Regions from separate parts of the Homo sapiens genome. Here region 1 is linked to region 2. The links are chromatin loops, found by intact Hi-C in ENCODE. Cell type or tissue: PC-3. All regions are shown on one strand. Each heading gives the region's core, and the rest is flanking DNA. Links, peaks and the distances in the headings are about the cores only. Region 1 overlaps ATP2C1 (ATPase secretory pathway Ca2+ transporting 1). Region 2 overlaps ATP2C1 (ATPase secretory pathway Ca2+ transporting 1).

Region 1 (4,404 bases), core at 331-4,330, 58 kb after region 2:
TTTTTAACAGAAATGGACAAACTGATTCTAAAATTCATATGGAAATGCAAGGGATCCAGAATAGACAAAACAATCTGAAAAAAAAAAAAAAGAAAGGCAGACACTGTTAAAGGTCTCACACTTCCAGTTTCAAAATTAACTTACTACAAAACCTACAGTAATCAAAACATTATGGTACTTACATCAGCAAAGACATATAAACCAACAGAATAGAATTCAGAGTCTAGAAATAAACCCATAATTTCTGGTCAATTGATTTTTGACAAGGGTGCCAAGACATTCAATGGAAAAAGAATAGTCTTTTTAACAAACAGTATTGGGATAACTGGATATTCTATGCAAAAGAATGAAGGTGGGCCCTTATGTCACATCATATGCAAAAATGAACTCAAAATGGATCAAGCGTGAGAGTTAAACTATAAAATTCTTATAATCTTCATCACATTGAATCAGGCAATGGTTTCCTAGATATATAAAGCACAAACAATAAAAGAAACACATATATAAATTGGACTTCATCACAATTTTAAAAGTTTCTGATGTAGAGGATACCATTCAGAAAGTGAACAGGTAATCCACAGAATGGGAGAAATATTTACAAACCATATCTCTGATAATTATCTTATAAACATTGCTGCAGTGAACACTCTTAGGTAAACATCTTTGTATACTGGTACAAGTATAGAATATATTCCTATCCAGTATCCAGAATAAACGTATGTGTGTGTGTGTGTGTGTGTGTACACACATATATATAAAGAACTCTTACAACTCAACAAAAAAGTAAATAACCAAATTACAAAATGGTCAAAAGATTTGAATAGACATTTCTCCAAAGATATACAAATAACCAATAAGCACATCACACTTCCTAGTTGCAAAACTAACTTATCGCAAAATCTACAGTAACCAAAACATTGTGGTACTTGGATCTGCAAAGACTTATAAACCAACAGATTAGAAGTCAGAGTGCAGAAATGATTTTTGCATATGCTGTGAGATAAGAGTCCACCTTCATTCTTTTGCATGAAGAATCCATGCAAAAGATCCTTGACACATCATTAGTCATTTGGGAAACGCAAATCAAAACTACAATGTGAAACCACTTCATACCCCCTAGGATGCAATGGAAAAAAAAAAAAAAAACAGCAAAATGTTGGAGAGGATGTGGAGAAATTAATTAAAAGAAAGCCTCATACACTGCTAGTGGGAATGAAAAAATGGTTCAACCACTATGGCAGTTACTCAATAAATTAAAGATAGAATTACCATGACCCAGCACTTCTACTCCTAAGTATACACCTGAAAAAACTGAAAACATGTTTACACAAAAACCCATACATGAATGCTCACAATAGTGTTATTTTTTGACAAAAAGTAGAAACTGATGAATAAACAAAATGTGTATATCCATACAATGGAATATTATTTCATCGCAAAAAGAAATGAAGTACTAACACGTGCTAGAAGCCAGACATAAAAGGTCACATATTGTATGATTCAATTTATATGAAATACCCAGAACAGGCAAATCCATAAAGACAAAGTAGATTAGTGGTTACCAGGGGCTAGCGAAAGGGGAGAATGGGAAGTGACTGCTAATGGGTAAGGGGTTTCTTTCTGGGGTGATAAAAATGTTCTAGAATTATATCAATATACAATTTTGTGACTATACTAAAAACCACTGAATTATACACTTTAAAATGACAAATTTTGTGGTAAGTGATTCTATCTTGAAAAAGAAAAACCCAGTAAAGGACAGGGTCTACAAAATACTTCATGATTTACCACAGCTATGAGAGAATTAGTATTCATACTGTAGGTGGCTCCGGGTCTAAAACTGTGCATACAGAACAAATAAGATTTAGTCGATGGGCATGATTTCAAGCACTGACAGTTATGGGGCCACAGCTGATATCAATTCCCAAGTGTAAACGATGTAGAAATGAGAGCTGAAACTAAGGAACCAGGCAAGCAAGCCCAAGAGAATGATTGCCAAAGCACATGTCCTTTAACTGCTGTCTGGCAAAGCAATTACAGCTGTACCCAACCTTAAGCAAATCCAGTCCTTTTAAGAACACATCTTTATCATAAATAAATGGGAGAGGGATACTGTGCTATGATGAAACAGGATGTAGGAGGAACTTAAAACAGCATACAAACAATAACAAGTGAACCTAATTTTATTACAAGTGACTAACATAACCCTTAGGCAGGGATGAAAAGAACCCAAGTAACTTCTGAAAACAGAATTTGCCTGTATACCATAAAGTTAAAGACAAATATTGTACTCTAGTTTAAAACTGTGTTTCTCACCAGGGAATGAATAGGTCACTAATTCTAAAACTACTTTTGTTTGTGTGTACTCGGATGAAACAAGTAAGTCAATATACTGTGGTTGAGAACAGTTTCTCACCTTTGGAGAAGGAAGTAACAAAGAAAGAGAAAAGGGCTGAACAGGAAAAAAGACCAAAATGGACCCTATGGTGGAAGAACAGAACTGGCAGCATCACTGGCAGTTTTTTATTTATATACATAGATGGATAGATAAGAAAATAAAAACATATGTGTTCATACATGTTACCAAACATATACACTGCTAGCTCTATCTACTAAGAGAGCCTAGAAGCAATGACACCCAGTAGCATGGAGCACACCTGGCACCCAGATCTTGGTTTCTAGATATCATTCTCTAGTAAAATGAACTCAGCTCCCTGGAAAAATGGTTGATTCCATGGCTGGTGCAAGCAGGAAAAATACAAGATACACCCAGAACATCATGTGATACCAGAAAGTAAATTAGTGCTCACAAAATGAGAGAGGGTATTGTAGAAAAGACACAGGAACAAATTTTCAAGTGCCCTCAATAACCAAAGCGAGAATGACTTGAGCAACAATTACTGGATTTTAACCCATAAGGCAAAATATCCACAAAGCCATGTAAATAAATTAATTGGATAATTAATAAGTAAAGAGGACAGTACTTCCTTAATTGTAGAATTCCAAATATAGTAAGAATGAGTGAAATAGAAAACTCGCCATTAAGCAAAGACCAAAGCAGTAATAACTGCTGCCAGTTAAGAACCATTGATAGATAGCAAAACTTGCCCATGTAAAGTATGATGGAACACAGGATATTGCAAAACTGGCCCATGATAAGTATGATGGGACACAGTATATTTGCAGTACCTCCCCACTAGAGGAAGGTATTAATTACAAAGGAATTACTAATTATTATACAACTACAAGGTTAAAATGAACATTTATTATTACAAAGGAAAAAGCAGTAACTTTACAATGAAGAAATCTGGCAGACACAGCCTTAACCAAGTGATCACATTAACTTCACCCATCATAAGACATGCTAATCACGGGTGAAGATCTGACAACCCCATATTGAGAAACATTCTAAAAAATAACTAACAGTACTCTTCAAAAGTGTCAGTAACATTTATAAAAGATGAGAGAAAAAAAAGACTGAAAAGCTTAACAGATGGGAGGAGACTAACATGATGATAACTAAATGCAAGGTAGGATCCCAAATTGGATCCTGAACTAGAAAAAGGATAGTTTATAAATGTGAATGTCCTGGTTTTAATAATTATACTATGGTTATATAAGATGTTAACATTAGGAGTAACTGGGCAAAAGATATCCAGGACCTCTTTGTACTATTTTTATACCTTTTATGTAAGTCTAAAGTTATTTCAAATTTTAAAAATCAACATAATTTTAGAAGATTTTAGAAAAACCTCTCAAAGTAAAGTAAATCTTTCTACCATAATTGAATTTGCATCCAACAGTTAACTACATCTGAATTATACTGCCACTCTGGGAAGAATTTGGCATTTTTTGATCATTAAATTAAAAAGTGGGCATAATACTCCATCTACTGATACATCTGTTTGTATAAATTATTCTAGGTTTGAAAGAAATTTGGTACAAGGATGGAGGAAAGGGGTATCATACCATCTACATATTTTTTAAACCCGTCCATTTTGTTGCCATCCTATATTAAGCATGCAACCAGTGTTTTTTAAAGCCTTCAGTGAGCAACAATTATTTTACTAGCAATACAGAAGATGGAAAGGAAAGGAAAGGAAAGGAAAGGAAAGGAAAGGGGAAAGGGGAAATGGGAAAGGGGAAAGAGGAAAAAGGAAAGGAAAGGGGGGAGGAAGGGGCAGAAGGAAAGAAGGGAGGGAGGGAGAGAAAGAAAGAAAGTTTTTTTAGATTCCTTTATACCTTCTCCTAATACCTCCCCCACCATGACCAATGACATTCATTTCATAAAGCAGCTAACTGGTGAACCTAATTTTACAGGCTATGACAAACCAAACCCTTATGAAAAGACATTATGGTGGCATTCTTAACACCCTGTGCTTCCAGACCTAAATAACTACAGGT
Region 2 (4,404 bases), core at 157-4,156:
ATAGACTGAGTAGGATTAGACCTGTCCATAAGCACCTTCAGGAAGAACTACTGCACAGTGATGTGCACTTAAGAGACAATGTATCAATATATAATTGTTAAAATAAAGTGATTCATTCATTCATTCATTTATCGAGTATTTATTACTATGAAGCAGGCTGTGTGCTAGGCAATATAGCTCCTGCTCTCTTATAATGGGGAAAAGGGACAGAAAATTTTACCTAAGATAAGGACTAAGAGGTATGAAATGCTAAGACAACATATAACATAGGGCCACTTCTGGGTGTTCTGAAGAAGTGGGTTGGAATTAAGGTGCAAAGGATGAAGAGGCATTAGACTATCCTAAACAGTGACAAAGGCAGCAAAGTTCTTAAAGTAGGAATAATTGTGTCACATCGAAAGAACTATAAAGCCAGTATACTTGGTGCACAGAAAGCAAAGGGTAGCATATAAGGGTAGAGGAGAAAATAAGGGACAGAACATGTACGGCTTTGAGACGCCACAGTTCAGGATCCTGATCACAATGGAAAACCATTGGAGTACCTTAATTTATGGAGTGACATGCTTAAAATTTGGTTCTAAAAAGATCCCTCAAACTGCTTATGGAGTGAGGGCATCAAGAATGGAAAAAGACCAGTCAAAAAGCTTTATCAGAATGGCAGGTGAGAAATGGCGGTAACTTAAAGAAGCTGGCTATAAAGTAGATGGCTGGGAAAATTCTTTAGGAAGTCAAAATTGGTAGGATTTGATTATGGATAGATGAAGGGGTGACTGAAAGAGAGATGTCAAGGAGGAATCAAAGTTTTTGGATTGAACAAGTGTACAAGTGGAATGAGACAAAGACTTGGTAAAATCACAGAGAGAGAAAATAACTCCACTACTAATTTACAGCCCTTTTGAAGGTAAGACACTGGAACTGTTAGGAATGTTAAACACCAAGTTTCTTAAAGGGATACTGTTTTTGTTTGTTTTTAAAAACCTATAGAGTACCTCAGCATGCAGACCATCTGAAGTAAATATGTGAGTAACAGTCATTTCATTCTTCGTCAGTGTTCCAGTTTTATCTGAACAAATCACATTACAGCAGCCTAAAGAATTAAATCATTACAAGTCACCAAAAGAATCAAGGAGAAATATAGGTTCACTTAAAAAACAAATCAAAGACTAGAATCCTGTCCTACTTCTCTGAATTTTATAGAAATCAAACTCATTGTTAATTTTAGATTAACTTCTCTCATTATGCTTGTTTCAGCATAAGGTACAGTTTCTGAAATTAAAAATAAAAATTAGATGATGACATGTTCTTATTTATATACAGTTAGTTTCTACAAAGCTACTTCACATTAGCTTTATGTAATGATCTTATATAACATCTTTTCTAGAAAGTTTGGAGAGTTTCTAAATATAAACCCGTATAATTTCTTCAATCAGGATTTTTCAAGGTATTTCAGCTTCTCATATATGGAGAAGATATTAAAATACAAACTAGAAATTAAATTCAGTACATTTTTGGAGTTTCAAAGCATATTGCACATAAAGTTTTGTTACAGCAATATAACTACTGTAAATTTACTGTTCTTACAGGCAAATTCAACTCAAGTATGACATTTGGGATCTGTAATAATACATTATCTTCTTTGACATGTCACAAGAAAAAAATTCTATTAATTTTACTCCAAGATTTCAGTTGTTGTATGGATTTTCTTAACATGATTTGTGCATTAGAACATGATGTAGAAAGATTTCTCTTCAAGTCCCCTCACCTAAGGGATAGGAATTTTTAATTGCCTTTTTTGGTTGTTAAAACCATATCCAATTTTGCCATAAGCCAAACATCATTATGCAAATCTCTAAGATAAAAACTGTAAAACTCTGAGATGATTCACTATTGACATAAACTTACGCATCATTGCATAAGAATGCTCTTAACACAGACTTACCCAGAGTTTCAACAATAGGCAGCTTTTTCACAATGGCCCTTTTCTTCACCATTCTCATAACACCAAGAGCTAGCGTCACTGTGACCACAATGGGGAGACCTTCAGGAATTGCTGCTACAGCCAAACTATAACCAACATATACAAAGTATTAAAATGTAGGTTAAACAGCACTCACAGCAAAATTTAAATTGGATGTTACTTAAAGCTTAATAAAACGCAAAATTAATATAGTCAATACCTAAAAAATAAACTTCTCAAAAGGAAGAGAAAGTTAACATTTACTGGATACCTAGTAGCTGCCAGGTTAAGCACAGTGGTTAAAAAATGTAGGTTCTGACATCAAATTGCCTGGATTTGTATCCCTGGCTTCACCATCTCTTACTTGTGTGATCCTGGGCTACTTACTAATCTAGCTCTGTAGTTTACTGTCCTCATCTATAAAATACAGATAACTACAAATGTTCAAACAAAAACTCATACATGAATGTTCACGGCAACACTATTCACGATAGCCAAAAGATGGAAACAGGCCAAATATTCATCAACTGATAAATGTAAAATTGTGACATCCATGCAATGGAGTATTACTTTAGCCACAAAAAGGAATGAAGTACTAACACATGCTACAACATGAATAAACCTTGAAAACATTATGCTAAGTGAAAAAAGACAGATACAAAAGGTCCCATATTATATCATTTCATTTATATGAAATATCTAGAATAGGCAAATCCATAGAGATAGCAGATTAGTGAGTGGTTGCCAGGGACTAGGGGAAGAGGAAAACTGGGGAGTGACTGCTTAATGTGTACAGGGTTTTCTTCTGGCATGATGAAAAGGTTCTGAATCTAGATAGCGGTTAACAGTTGTAAAACATTGCGACCATACTTAACTCCACCAAATTAACTCTTTAAAACTGTAAATTTTATAATATGCGTATTTTATCACAGTTTAAAGAATTATTTCACTCGCCTTTTATAATTAAAAAATAACAAGTCTTTCTTTGTGCCATTCCAAATACTATTTCTTGATCTGCTAGAAATAAGGACATAAGCAATTTAACCCTTCATTCTACCACTGTTCCCTCTGCTGCTTCTACTTCCTAATTTCCATTACCAACTTTTTCTTTGCATAATCTAGTACATTAGCATCCTTTTCTATAACCGTAATTGACTTTTTCATGCTTTATTTACTGGTTGATTTTAAAGTTGAAAGCACATAAGCAACAACATTATTGGCTAAACAATACACACTGAAGAGTCAAGAAATATGTATTATCATTAATACTTCCTTTTCTCCTTTGGGCTACTCAAAGAGAATGTTCCTAGTTCAAATGGAATCCTTTTTTTTCTTTTTTCTTTTCTTTTTTTTTTTTTTTTTAATGCTTCCATTAAGGAAAAACAGGCATTATCACTTACAATCTAGATACAACGAATCTTTTCAATCTTTTATATTTAAGTCATCTTAGCAAAACTTTGCAGAGGAATAATTAAATTGTAAAAAAACTTCACTCTAAATTTTCATTTTAATGATAACCCAAAACTATTCCTGGACTTGAAGGCATCTATACCTGAAATGGGTAACATCTTTTGGATGCAACTAACTGCTCATCTACTGCTTTTGGTGAACTTGGAACATATTTATCTTATAAATATTGATTTCAGATTTCAAAAAATATTTCTAACAGGCGCTAGCTTATTAATCTAGTTCTTCTTTCTTGCATTTGTTCTGTCAAATTGCAACACTTCTAAAACCACTGATGGCTCCCAATTGTGTTGAAAAGAGAACAGTTATCTTCTTTGGTCCATGACTGCAAAACATTTTCAATTTTAGATTTATAAACACCAATTACAATGATGAATCCAATGAATTTTTCTACTTCTGCATAATCTATTTCCTTTTAATCACTTTTATATTCATACCAGCCTTCAGCATTTCTCCACTTAAAAGCAGTATGAAGTCAATGCTGATAAACAAGCATCATAAAAGATGAATGAAATAGGGTCATGCATTCGTTTAGCTAAAAGAGATGGTCCAGATTCTTGCTGAAAACTACTACATGATAGAGTCCTTGCTGCAGAATGATTAACTGGAAGAGAATACCTGTTTCTTTTTTGTCCTTAAAAACAGATTGCTCACTCATCAAAATTAAGGTGTTTGAGAAGATCTAGAGTATCATCATCCAAAGACTCAGTCTTGAGATTTCACTTATATTATTAATTTCACCCACATCATTACGGCCTACAGTGCTTCTATTTGGCTCTTTGCACTGATCTTCTGATTTGTCTAATAATTGTGAAAAGTCTTCTCTGTCAATTATTCTCTTTGCCATTATAGTAGAAAGTGAAAAATTCTGAATTCTCATTTTTGTTCAATGAAAGCTGTAACAAACAAACCTAAAGATTGTGCCTTTAGACTTCTTTTACACCTTCTTAAATGATGCAATACTTTAGGCAACACAATAA

The links. Peaks named below come from ENCODE experiments on the same cell type or tissue, not always from the same donor. Only the 100,000 strongest peaks of a DNase experiment are listed, where the experiment ranks them.
Region 1: a loop joins it to region 2, with 5 times the contacts of the local background. A loop is called at or near these places in 8 of 110 quality-filtered maps.

Annotation. Positions count from the first base shown.
Region 1 is chr3:130,903,418-130,907,821 of GRCh38, reverse strand. The region is part of intron 2 of ATP2C1 (ATPase secretory pathway Ca2+ transporting 1); the gene reads right to left. Among named protein-coding and RNA genes, the nearest start is that of ATP2C1, 12 kb to the right of the region's middle. In PC-3, for the core only: no CTCF peak of the experiment used is centred there; no DNase peak of the experiment used is centred there; H3K27ac peaks cover 2,779 bases.
Region 2 is chr3:130,961,631-130,966,034 of GRCh38, reverse strand. ATP2C1 (ATPase secretory pathway Ca2+ transporting 1) reads right to left here. Exons shown (of 28, transcript NM_001378687.1): 13 at 1,940-2,064; 14 at 990-1,087. Among named protein-coding and RNA genes, the nearest start is that of ASTE1, 63 kb to the left of the region's middle. In PC-3, for the core only: no CTCF peak of the experiment used is centred there; a DNase peak (open chromatin) is centred at 1,974; H3K4me3 peaks cover 459 bases; H3K27ac peaks cover 2,978 bases.